Regions from separate parts of the Homo sapiens genome. Here region 2 is linked to region 1. The links are chromatin contacts, found by Hi-C or POLR2A ChIA-PET in ENCODE. All regions are on one chromosome and are shown on one strand. Each heading gives the region's core, a stretch centred on a gene start or an enhancer-like site at or near the end of the contact. The rest is flanking DNA. Distances are from core to core; before and after follow the strand shown.

What was found. Hi-C counts contacts between places; a loop is a spot of excess contacts on that map. ChIA-PET counts read pairs that join two places held with the same protein, here RNA polymerase II (POLR2A). Pooled maps may share reads with other maps.
Region 2: a loop to region 1 is called in a pooled map, with 4 times the contacts of the local background. The contact joins two enhancer-like sites. A Hi-C loop is called at or near these places in 1 of 168 maps with a recorded cell type or tissue (MCF 10A) and 2 of 50 pooled maps. POLR2A ChIA-PET finds 5 or more read pairs at or near these places in 7 of 52 experiments (AG04449, BJ, Panc1 and 4 more).

Annotation. Positions count from the first base shown.
Region 1 is chr1:171,434,812-171,441,380 of GRCh38, forward strand. No RefSeq gene overlaps it. Among named protein-coding and RNA genes, the nearest start is that of PRRC2C, 47 kb to the right of the region's middle. Within about 2 kb of position 3,785, at least 3 of the 41 ENCODE cell types and tissues checked have a DNase peak (open chromatin) inside an H3K27ac peak, as active enhancers do.
Region 2 is chr1:171,400,063-171,406,631 of GRCh38, forward strand. No RefSeq gene overlaps it. Among named protein-coding and RNA genes, the nearest start is that of PRRC2C, 82 kb to the right of the region's middle. RefSeq lists silencers at 5,048-5,342, 5,163-5,302. Within about 2 kb of position 3,494, at least 3 of the 41 ENCODE cell types and tissues checked have a DNase peak (open chromatin) inside an H3K27ac peak, as active enhancers do.

The DNA.
Region 1 (6,569 bases), core at 2,535-5,034:
CAGAGGCTGAGGAACGAGAATTGCTTGAACCGAGGAGGTGGAGGTTACAGTTAGCCAAGATTACGCCACTGCACTCCAGTCTGGGTGATACAGAAAGACTCTGTCTCAAAAAAAAAAAAAGTAATTTCATCATGTCATTTCCTGGCTTAAAAATTCTCAGTGACTCACCAAAACCCTCATGAAAAAAGACCAAACTTCGCTTTTAGAGCGCCTGTCTCATTTCTGAACTCTTCCAGCCATAAGACATTCCACCCCAACATTCTAAACAAATTTGTAAATATGCCCATTCCCTGAAAACTCTAGACATTTACACTTTCATTTTGCTTACAATCTCCCATTTCCTCTTCCTGAACTCTCAGCACCTCCATTCTACCCAGCTTGGCCTAAATCCAAATCATCTCTTAAGTTTCAATGAAGACCTCAAACAGGAAGCTTTCCTTTATTTCAAATGGGGTGTGTACTCCTCCCATTAACTCACACGTGTCCCTCCACTACACTTTTAATTCTACATTGTTCTGTCTGCTGTTTTTCACAGTGCAGGCAAATAATATAAAATGATATTAAAAAGTAAATTTTGCCAGGAACAGTGACTCACACCTGTAATCTCAACACTCTTGGAGACCGAGGCAGGCAGATTGCACGGCCCAACCCCGTCCTGTCTCTACAAAAAATACAAAAATTAGCCAGGTGTGGTGGCACACACCTGTTGTCTCAGCTATTCCAGAAGCTGAGGCAAAAGGATGGTTTGAGCCTGGGAGGTCAAGGCTGCAGTGAGCCGAGATCATGCCACTGCACTCCAGCCTGGGTGACAAAGTGAGACCCTGTCTCAAAAATTAATAAATAAATGAACAAATAAGTAAATTTTAACAGAAAAAAAGTTAATATTACATTGTGTTCATTTATCATACTCTTACACTAAACTTTTTACATACACAAAGACAGCAATCCTGTATTAATTCATTTCTGTGTTCATTAAGTATCTTACATTGCCTGAAACATAACTAGTTATTTAATAATCATTTGTCAATTGAGTAATTAAGGAAATTCTTCACTATGAAATCCTCACTTACCAGGCTTCAGCCTGCATCAGCCTAAAACTCCTACGAGATAAGGTCCACAACTCTCAATCTAAGTCCTTTAACTGCACTAGCCTCAGCATCCAGACCTCACCATCTGACTCCATCTTGAGACTTAGGGCCATCCCACATGGGGCCATTATAATTGTTCAACCACACCAGATATTACAGAGTTGGCATAAATGACCAGGAACAAAAACGGATTTTTCCCAATACCCTCGTTCCCATATTGCCTTATTATTCCTTCCCTCCTATACCTGTACCCTCTTTGCATCCCAAACTCATAGAATACTACCTGAATTCCTAGTCATGATTAAGACTCAGCTTCGACTCAAGAACATTTCCCCTATAGTCTCGTTAATGTTTTTTTCCCCATCCTATATACCTAAAGCTGGGTAAGTGAGGTTAAGATTTTCCTCACTCCTAATAGCACTTCCAGGCCTTCACTCTCCTTGAAGTGTCACTGTCCTTTTGAGAGTTATTCTTTCTCTGACATCTGTATATTTTACATGCTTGCATTCTTGGAATACTTGGTAGTTTTCAATGTTCAGTGGATAACGCTTCTAACACTTTAGCTTCCTAGTTTCTTGATGCCTGCAACTTCACTAATTACCATTTCTCCTTCATTCAGCTACTCATTCTTGTGATCATTTCTGAACCATGTCATCATCTGGAATTACTTTATTAATCCATTAATTATATTCCAAACTATAATAACTCATCCTCTGACAAGGACTCTCATCTTTCAAGCACCCACTAGACAGTCCTTTTGACTCTCACAAGACTGTTCTTCTACTTCTTATTCTTTCATTTCTCCCAATCTTCTCCCAACCTCTTTTCCTTCTGAACACAGGATACTCTTATATAGTGGATCATATGCACAATTTTTTCATGAACAGCCTTGATTCCAAGGCATACCTATCTTTAAGTTCTGGGTCAATTCTACAATTGCCTTCTCTACTCTTACATTGGGACAATAAGCACAATTGAATAAAATGATAATCATTATGCAAATGTACCGCTAAAAATTAACAACCCTCAACCTCAATGAGGTCTTTTAGCAATTTCTCCTATTCCGCTTTAAAGATTAATCTAAACCTTAGCCAATTTTATCAACTCCCCTCTCTTTTCACTTCTATCAAGTGACCTTCATCAAATTTCAACCAAGTCACATACCTATAATTTTACCTAGATTCTCCCTAATTCTCACCAACTTATCTCCAATTTTAGAGAAGAAGATATTCCTCTTTCTTAACTGCATTCCTTGGGGGATGTCAAACTTTTTCTGTGAAGTATCACATAGTTAATATTTTAGGCTTTGTAGGTGTGTCAGGTTGTTTTTACTATAAAGAAATTTTTGCCACTATAAAGAAATTGGGCACTATAAAGAAATTTTGGAGGCTGGGTAACTTAAATAAAAGAGCTTTAATTGGCTCACTGTTCTGCAGGCTGTACAACAAGCATCGTGCTTCTGGTAAAGCCTCAAGGAGCTCTTACTTATGGTGGGAGGCAAAGCTGGAGCAGGCATGTCACATGGTGAGAGTGGCAGCAAGAGAGTGAATGAGGAGGCATCATACTTTTTTATTTTATTTATTTATTTACTTGGAGACAGGGTCTCCATCTGTCACCGAGGCTGGAATACAGTGGTGCCATCAAGGGCTCACTGCAGCCTCAACTTCCTGTGCTCAAGCAATCCTTCTACCTCTCTGAGTAGCTGGAACTACAGGCTTGAGCCACCACATCTAGCAAATGTTTTTGATTTTTTTGTAGAGATGGGGTCTCACCATATTGCCCCAGGTTAGTCTCAAACTTTTAGGCTCAAACAATTCTTCCACCTCAGCCTCCCAAAATGCTAGGATTATAGGCATGAGCCATTGTGCCCAGCCTGTCACACTCTTTTAAACAACCACACTTTTTTTTTTCTTTTTTGAGACGAGATGGAGTCCTGCTCTGTCACCCAGGCTGGAGTGATCCCAGGCACTATCACCAGGCACAATCTCGATCTCAGTTGACTGCAACCTCCATCTCCCAGGTTTAAGCAATTCTCCTACCTCATCCTCCTGAGTAGCTGGGATTACAGGCACATGCCACCATGCCCAGCTAATTTTTGTATTTTTAGTAGAGACAGGGTTTCACCATGTGGCCAGGCTGGTCTTGAACTCCTGACCTCAGGTGATCCGCCCGCCTCAGCCTCCCAAAATGCTGGGATTACAGGCGTGAGCTACCGTGCCCAGCCTAAACAATCACATTTCAAGTGAACTGAGTAAGAGCTAACGTATCACCAAAAGGATGGTGCTAAACCATTCATGAAAGATCCTCCATTTCCCAGTCACCTCCCACCAGGCCCCACCTCCAACATGGGGATTATATTTCAACATGAGATTTGGAGGGGACAAATATCTAAACTGTATTAGTAGGCCTTACTATCTCTGTCACAACTATTCAACTCTGCTGTTACAACATGAAAACAATCGACAATATATAATAAATGTGTGGCTGTGTTCCAATAAAACTTTATGGACAATGAAATTTTAATTTCATATTTCACATGAACAAAATATTGTTTTCAAAGATGTAAAATGTAAAATCCATTCTTAGTTCAGGAGTGATACAAAAACAGGCAGTCAGCCATATTTTGCCTTCCTTGACTTAGCCTATAACAGATTCTCAGAGTGAGGTCTCAACAGCATCAGCATCATGTGGGAATGTGTTAGAAAGGCAAATTTTCCTGCCCCACCCCGGATCTAGTGAATCAGAAACTCCGGGCATGCAGCCCAGCTGACTAAGGCCTAATAAGCTCTCTAGGTGATTCTGATACATACTCAAGTTTGAGAACTACTGTCCTCTAAACAAGTTCAAGTCTCTCCTTCAAAAAAAAGGCCTCTGACTTTGCACCTCAAACTTTTTCTCATTTCATCCAAAATTCCAGAATGATTAGTCAATTCTTGCTGGCTCCATTTTCTCAGCATAACTTACCATGAGTTTATAAAATGAGAGTAAGAATACCACCAAGTGGTTGTCAGAACTACATAAGATGATTATAGGTGGGAATTCCACATAGGAAATTCTTCATGTAGTCAAGAAAGGTGGAAAGGATTTTAACTGCATATCCCAGGGAGGAGAAATATAGAAGGAACAGTGCCTGCCTCCCCATAATCCCCTCACCCACTCCTCATCATAGAAGAAGAGTGAGCTGATGGGGGAGCCTGGGAAAAGGAATGAAACCTGTTCTGCTTACAGGGGCAGCTGGAACTTACTCAGCCTCTCTGTGCAAAGTAGAAAGAGGCACCTCCTCAGGAGAACACAGTCCTATAGAGCAAAGCTTGGTGATTGGAAGGTAACCCGTGGAAATAAGAATAAGATATAATTTACTCAAGTGGACAGAGCCCTCAGGGACACTATCGGGTCCTGTTTGCTCGTCTCCTGCTAGGTTGCCTCTTTTGGTTTCTGAATTTTTGTGGTCCATTAATTTCCTAAAGTCTCTGTAAATCACCCCTTAGCCTCAATGAAACCAGCAAGTCTCTTTGATAGGAACTTTTAAACAGGTACAGTGGTCTATAGCCAGCAGGGTCCTGTACTTGCCCAAGATTGCCAGGACAATTTTCCCCAATATTCAGTTTTTCCATCTACTAACCAATATAGCAATGGTAAAAGTATTGTGTGGAGTGTGTTGTTCAAAAATATAGGTGCTTGAATTTCTATTTTTCCTGTTCACTAAGATCATAATTGCAGTATTTAATGCAGACAGCAATCATGCCATCATCTTTGCTTTTGGAAAAAAACGACAAACAAAAACAAAGCAGCAGGAAGAATGTGCCAAGTTAGAGCTACATTTGAAGTGCTCATGGAATGTTAGAGGAAATAGGAGAATCAGAGAAGTTCTCACAAAACTGTATGAAATATAAGCTTTTTTTTTTTTTTTCCAGAGCTGGGTTCTCACTATATTGCCCAGGCTGGCCTTGAATTGCTGAGCTCAAGAGATTTTTCTGCCTTAGCCTACTGGGTATCTGATCTGGGACGACAGGTGTGCACCACCATACTCAGCTAATAAGTAGCATTTTTATGGGTGGATAAGAAGAGAAAGGAATTCCAAGTGAGGAAACAGCATGAGAAAAGTAGGGGGGGAATAATCTGGGGTAGCTGGAGCACAGAAATGTTGAGAGTTGGCATGGTTGAACTTGACAGCCAAATCCTGAATCTTTATATGTCACAGAGTTATCCCTTGGTATCCATGGGGGATTGGTTTCTGGACCTCATTTTATATGAGGGACTTGAACATCCATACCAAAATCCATGGATGTTGGTATTAGTCAGTTTTCATGCTACTGATAAAGACAAACCCAAGACTGGGTAGAAAAAGAGGTTTAATTGAACTTACAGTTCAACATGGCTAGGGAGGCCTCAGAATCATGGTGGGAGGCGAAAGGCACTTCTTACATGGTGGCAGCAAGAGAAAAATGAGGAAGATGCAAAACCATGATAAAATCACCAGCTCTCGTGAGACTTATTCACTACCATGAGAACAGTATGGAATGAGGAAGATGCAAAAACCATGATAAAACCATTAGATTTCATAAGACTTATTCACTACCATGAGAACAGTATGGGGGAAACCGTCCCCATGATTCAAATTATCTCCCACCAGGTCCCTCCCACAACACATGGGAATTATGGGAATACAATTCAAGATGAGATTTTGGTGGGGATGCAGAGCCAAACCGTATCAGTGTTCAAGTCCTTCCTATAAAATGGTATAGTAGGCCAGGCACGGTGGCTCACGCCCGTAATCCTAGCACTTTGAGAGGATGAGGCAGGTGGATCACCTGAGGTCAGGAGTTCCAGACCAGCCTGACCAATACAATGAAACCACCGTCTCTACTAAAAATACAAAATTTAGCCGGGCGTGATGTCATTCACCTGTAATCTCAGCTACTCAGGAGGCTGAGACAGGAGAATTGCTTGAACGCAGGAGGTGGAGGCTGCAGTGAGCTGAGATCGCACCATTGCACTCCAGCCTGGGCAACAAGAGCAAAACTCTGTCTCAAAATAAAATAAAATAAAATAAAATGGTATAGTATTTGCATATCCTCCTATATACTTTAAATCATCTCGTGGTTACTTATAGTACCCAGTGCAATGTAAATAGTATGTAAATAGTTGTTACACTACATTGTCTGGGAAATAGCAGCAAGAAAAAAGTCTATACATGCTCAGTACAGACACAACCATTTTTTTCCTCTTTTTTCTTTTTTAAAAAAATATTTTTGTCTCATGGTTGGTTGAATCCACAGATCTGGAATCCATAGAAACAGAGGACCAACTGTACTAAGCCCCGTTAGGACAGAGAAAATTTAAGTGATTCCTTTATCTTTAATGGATTTAGTAGAGTACTTGGAACATAGCAGCAGATTATTAAATATTTGTAACAAGAAAAAAATGAATGTGTGAAATTTCATTTACTTATACTTAGTTGAGTCAGGTGGCCTAACAAAC
Region 2 (6,569 bases), core at 2,244-4,743, 35 kb before region 1:
AAAGCAGAGGATGATTCAGGATGCTATTGCAGTAGAGAAATGATGGTAACTGGGATCAAAGTTGTAGCATAGTAGAAAGGAGAGATTGTCTGATTCTAAATGTATTTTTAAAGGGCAGTTGATAATGGACAGCAAGAAATGAGGAGTGAAGGAAAGAGAAGACTCCAGGATTAGTTCAAGATTTATGACCAGGACAACTAGAAGAAGGGAATTGCCATTTTCTAAACTTTCAAGTTCTTAGCCACAACTTGGCCACTAAAAATCTGAGTAACTTTAGAAAAGTCATTACCCTTCTCTGAACCTCAACTTTCACATTTGTACATGACAGATTTAAACCAGATCAGAAGTTCTCAAACTGTGTTAGGTACAGGTGCCTTACGATGCTTCTCAGGAGATGGGAGAAAATTCAGGCAAACTGGATTACAGGCTGTGTATAGTAGCAGTCCATGTAAAGTTGCATTTAAAAGCAGGAATTAAAAGTATTTAAAATAACTATATGCCAGGTGCAGTGTCATGCACCTGTCCCAGCTACTTGGGAGGCTGAGGTAGGAGGATCACTTGAGTTCAGAAATTTGAAACCAGTGTAGACAACATAACAAGACTCTATCGCTATAAAAAATAAAATAATTAATTAAAAACATATAGCTACCACAGTTTGTTAATGAAAATATACTATAAAAGATGTAAAGTGTAACTTCAATAGCATAAAATGGGATAAGGGAGAAGTAAAAGTATACAGTTTTTGTATGTGCTTGAAGTTAAGCTGTTATTAACTTAAATTAGAATGTTATAACTATAAGATACTTTATGTAAGCCCCATAGTAACCACAAAGAAAAAATCTCTAGTAGATACACAAAAGATAAAGAAAAAGAAATCAAAGCGTACCACTACAAAAATTCAACGAATCACAAAGGAAGACAGCAAGATTGGAAGAAAGGAACTACAAAACAGTCAGTAAACAATTAACAAAATGGCAATCATAATTTCTTACCTGTCAAAAATTACTTTAAATGTAAATGGATTGCTCGGTGCGATGGCTCATGCCTGTGATCCCAGCACTTTGGGAGGCCAAGTCAGGCGGATCACTTGAGGTCGGGAGTTCGAGACCAGCCTGACCAACATGGAGAAACCCCATCTCTACAAAAAATACAAAATTAGCCATGCATGGAGGCACATGCCTGTAATCCCAGCTACTTGGGAGGCTGAGGCAGGAGAATTGCTTGAACCAGGGAGGCGGAGGTTGTGGTGAGCCGAGATGGTGCCATTGCACTCCAGCCCGGGCAACAAGAGTGAAACTCTGTCTCAAAAAAAAAAAAAAAAAAAATGTAAATGGATTAAATTCTCCAGTCAAAAGAGAATGCCTTAAAAAAAAAGTTCTGGCCGGGCACGGTGGCTCACGCCTGTAATCCCAGCACTTTGGGAGGCCGAGGCGGGCGGATCACGAGGTCAGGAGATCGAGACCACGGTGAAACCCCGTCTCTACTAAAAATACAAAAAATTAGCCGGGCGCAGTGGCGGGCGCCTGTAGTCCCAGCTACTCGGGAGGCTGAGGCAGGAGAATGGCGTGAACCCGGAAGGCGGAGCTTGCAGTGAGCGGAGATCGCGCCACAGCACTCCCGCCTGGGCGACAGAACGAGACTCTGTCTCAAAAAAAAAAAAAAAAAAAAAAGTTCAACCATATGCTGCCTATATAATTCAATCATAAAGACACATTTAGACTAAAAGCAAAGACATAGAAACAGATATTTAATGTAAATGGAAAACAAAAGAGAGCAGGAGTGGCAATATTTATAACAGACAAAATAGATCTTAAGTAAAAAAACTGTAAAAATGGATAAAAATTGTCATTATATAGTGATAAAGGGGTCAAGTAATCAAAAGGATATGACAACTTTATTTCAGACATTTAGAGAGAAGGATATAACAACTGTAAATATATACACCCCCAACACTGGAGCTCCTAAATATATGAAGCAAATATTAACAGATCTGAAGAGAAAGACAGATTGCAATATGATAATAGCAGGAGAATTTCAAACCCTATTTTCAATAATGAACAGATCATCCAGACAAAAAATCAATAAGGAAACATTGGACTTGAACTACACATTAGACCATGGGTGTCCAATCTTTTGGCTTCCTTGGGCAACATTGGAAGAAGAAGAATTGTCTTGAGCCACATATAAAATACACTAACAATAGCTGATAAGCTAAAAGAAAAAAAAATCTCATAATGTTTTGAGAAAGTTTACGAATTTGTGTTGGGTCACATTCAAAGCCATCCTGGGCCGCATGTAGCCCATGGGCCATGGGTTGGACAAGCTTGTTTTAGACCAAATGGACCTGAATGACATATATAGGACAATATATCCAACCCCACTAAAATACACATTCCTCTCAAGTATACACACAGAACATATTCCAGAATAGATATGTTAGGCCACAAAACAAGTCTTTAAAAATGTAGTCCAGGGGCAGTGGCTCATGCCTATAATTCCAGCACTCTAGGAAACTTGAGGTTAGGAGTTTGAGACTAGCCTGGCCAACATGGTGAAACCTGTCTCTACTAAAAATACAAAAAAAAAAATAGCTGGGCGTGGTGACGGGTGCCTGTAATCCCAGCTACTCAGGAGGCTGAGGCATGAGAATCACTTGAACCTGGGAGGTGAAGGTTGCAGTGAGCCAAGATCATGCCACTGCATTCCAGCCTGGATGACAGAGGGAGACTCTGTCTCAAAAAAAAAAAAAAAAAAAGGAAAAAACTCTAAGAGGGTGCAGTGAGAAAGAAAATGGCAAATAGGAGACAGGTCTAATGTGTAGCTCCCACTTGGATGAACAGAACAGCTTGTAGAGACTCATATCGTGAAATTTTGCTCAAGTACCACTGCAGGAACATATCAGGAAAACTGAAAGAATTCACAGACCCTCTGAAAGAAGCAGTTTGCTGTTGCAAACTCTATGAGATAGTAGAAAAACTGTGAGTTCCCAACGTGTGAGGTCGGGGAAAGCCTGCCTCCAAACACACATCCCCAAACACTGGGGAACCTGAAAATCCAGATCACAGGAGAAGAATTTAACCTTACCTAGAGCTAAAACAGATTTAGGGAGCTGAGCAAAATATGAAAAGTAGAAAAAGCAGTGGGAAGAGCCTTGTAGGCACTCCCAGTCCCCAACTTGAGCCCAAGGAAACCGTCCCTGACTTAATCTCACAGGGGTCCTTGGGGAAGGCAGCCAGAGGAATTAGGGAAGGGTCAAAGGGTGAAAGAAGCTTCTAGCTGAACTTTGTAATAATTTTGACCCAGCACGAATTTTTGTGAGCAGAACTCAGGGGGTGAACAGGAAGTGCAGATAGCAGCTCAGAAGCTACAGCCAAAGGTGTAGGCAGACAGGGAGGGGCAAGGCCTGAAAGTTCTGCTACCCTTCTCAGCAGGGAAGCTTACGGCCTGGGGCAAGAGCTCAGCCCCGCATGCCAGCTGCCTGAATATAAACTCGGTGGTGTTGGCAGGGCACAGCAGGAATGAGACGGCCTTGCTGGCTGCGTGGAAGCTGGAGGAGGCTAACCACCGCTGGCTTTCTCCACTTCCCTGGCAACCTGGATGACACAGCAGAGGCAGCCATAATCCCCCTGGGAACATAATTCCATTGGCCTGAGAACCACACTCCCCATACCGGACAGTGGCCTCAGCAAGCCCCAGAGAAGAGTCTGAGCTCAGATCCATCTAACCCTGCCCCCATCTGATAGTTTTTCTCTACCTGCCCTGATAGCTGAAGACAAAAGACATAAATTCGTGGGAGCTCTGTGGCCTTGCCCATCACCTGAGAAGCCTGAATACTTATCCTGACCAACATAGGGCAAGCTTATATCCCCCTTCTACCACAGCTGGTGCTCTCTTGAAAGCACCACTTCCTAGCTGGAGGTCACCCAACTTAAGCCATTATAGCAACTCATAAGAAAACAACTCTGCTCCAAAGAAGGAGAAAACAACAGCTAATTCCACTCCCTACAACATGGCTAACCAGAGGTTCCTGAATCCTTCCACATGACAACTTCACTGCTAGGATTACCAGCATTCTAGAAAAACAGTGCACTAAACAAAAGTACAACCAACAATTCCCACAGAGTCCACTTCACTCCCCTGCCACCTTCACTGGGTATCCACAGCTGGGAGACCAAAGGACAGATCACATCACAGGACTCTTTGCAGACAATCCCCAGTACTAGCCCAGAGCCCAGTAGCTCTGCTGGGTGGCAGTAACAATCATTGCAGCCCAACTCTCAGGAAGCCCCCATCCCAGGAGAAGGGAGAGAACACCACAGCAAGGGATCACCTGGTGGAACAAAAGAACCTGAACAGCAGCCCTTGAGTTCCAGATTTTTCACCTGAAATAATCCTCCCAAATGAGAAGGAACAAGAAAAGTGATTCTGGTAATATGAAAAAACAAGGTTCTTTGACACCCCTAAAAGATCACACTAGCTCTCTAGCAATGGAACCAAACCAAGAGGAAACCTCTGAATTGCCAGATAAAGAATTCAGAAGGTTGATTATTAAGCTACTCAAGGAGTTACCAGAGAAAGTGTAGGGTCCAGTCCTACTGGGCCTGTGGGTTTTTCTCCTCATGTGAGGAGACAAGGGATCGTAGAAATAAAGACACAAGACAAAGAGATAGAAGAAAAGACAGCTGGGCCCGGGGGACCACTACCACCTAGACGCGGAGACCAGTAGTGCCCGCGAATGCCTGGCTGTGCTGTTATTTACTGGATACAAAGCAAGAGGGCAGGGTAAGGAGTGTGAGCCATCTCCAATGATAAGTAAGATCACACGAGTCACGTGTCCACCGGACCCGGGGGTGGGGGGGTGTCCCTTCCCTGTTTAGTAGCCAAGGCGGAGAAAGAGAGGGGACGGCTTATGTCATTATTTCTTCCACGCATTTCAAAGACTTTAGTACTTTCACTAATTCTGCTACTGCTATCTAGAAGGCAGAGCCAGGTGTACAAGGCGGAACATGAAAGTGGACCAGGAGCGTGACCGCTGAACCACAGCATCACAGGGAAACGGTTAGGACTCCGGATGGCTGAGGGTGAGACTGACTGTTGTCAGGCCTTCCACAAGAGGTGGTGCAGCAGAGTCTTCTCTAACTCCCCTGGGGGAAAGAAAGACTCCCTTTCCCGGTCGGCTAAGTAACGGGTGCCTTCCAAGGCACTGGCATTACCACTAGAACAAGGAGCCCTCTAGTGACCCTGTCTGGGCATGACAGATGGCTCATACTCTTGTCTTCCGGTCACTTCTGTGTCCCTTCAGTTCCTATCTCTGTATGGCCTGGTTTTTCCTAGGTTATAATTGTAGAACAAAGATTATTATAATATTGGAATAAAGAATAAAGCTACTAATGATTAATAACATTCATATGTAATCATATCCATAATCTATTTCTAGTATAACTATTCTTATTCTATATATTTTCTTTATTATACTGGAACAGCTTGTACCCTCGGTCTCTTGCTTTGGCTGGCACCTGGGTGGCTTGCCACCCACAGAAAGGTGAAAACCAACTTAAAGACATTTTAAAAACAATACAGGATATGGATTAAAAATTCTCCAGAAAAATAGATATCATAAAGAAAAAACACTCACAACTTCTGGAAATGAAAGACACACTTAGAGAAATACCAAATACACTGGAAAGTTTCAACAATAGACTAGAACAAGTAGAAAAAAGAACTTCAGAGCTTAAAGACAAGGCTTTCAAATTAACCCAATGAGACAAAGACAAAGACAAAATGAATTTTAAAAAAATGAACAAAGTTTCCAAGAAATTTGAGATTCTATTAAATGAGCAAACATAAGAATAATTTGTGTTCCTGAGGAAGAAGAGAAATCTAAAAGTTTGGAAGACATATTTGAGGGAATAATAATGAAAAAAAAGCTTCCTTGGCCCTGCTAGAGATCTAGACATTCAAATACAAGAAACTCAAGGAACACCTGGGAAAGTTATCATAAAAAGATCATCACCTAGGCACTTAATCATCAAGTCAAGACAAAGGAAATAATCTTAAGAGCTGTGAGACAAAAACATCAGGTAAAACATAAAGGAGAACCTATTGAATTAACAGCAGATTTCTCAGTAGAAACCCTATAAGCCAGAGGGATTGGGGTCCTATCTTTTTTTTCTTTCTTTCTTTTTAAGACGGAGTCTCACACTGAGGCCCAGGCTGGAGTGCAGTGGCATGATCTTGGCTCACTGTAACCTCTGCCTTCTGGGTTCAAGCGATTCTCCTGCCTCAGCCTCCCAAGTAGCTGGAACTACAGGCACGCACCACCATGCCCAGCTAATTTTTGTATTTTTGGTAGAGATGGGATTTCACCATGTTGGCCAGGATGGTCTCAAACTCTTGACCTCGTGTTCTGCCCCTCCTTGGCCTCCCAAAGTGCTAGGATTACAGGCGTGAGCCACTGTGCCCTGCCTGGGGTCCTATCTTTAGCCTCCTTAAACAAAATAATTATCAGGCAAGAACTTTGTATCCAGCAAAACTAAGCTTGATAAATGAAAGAGAGATAAACTCTTTTT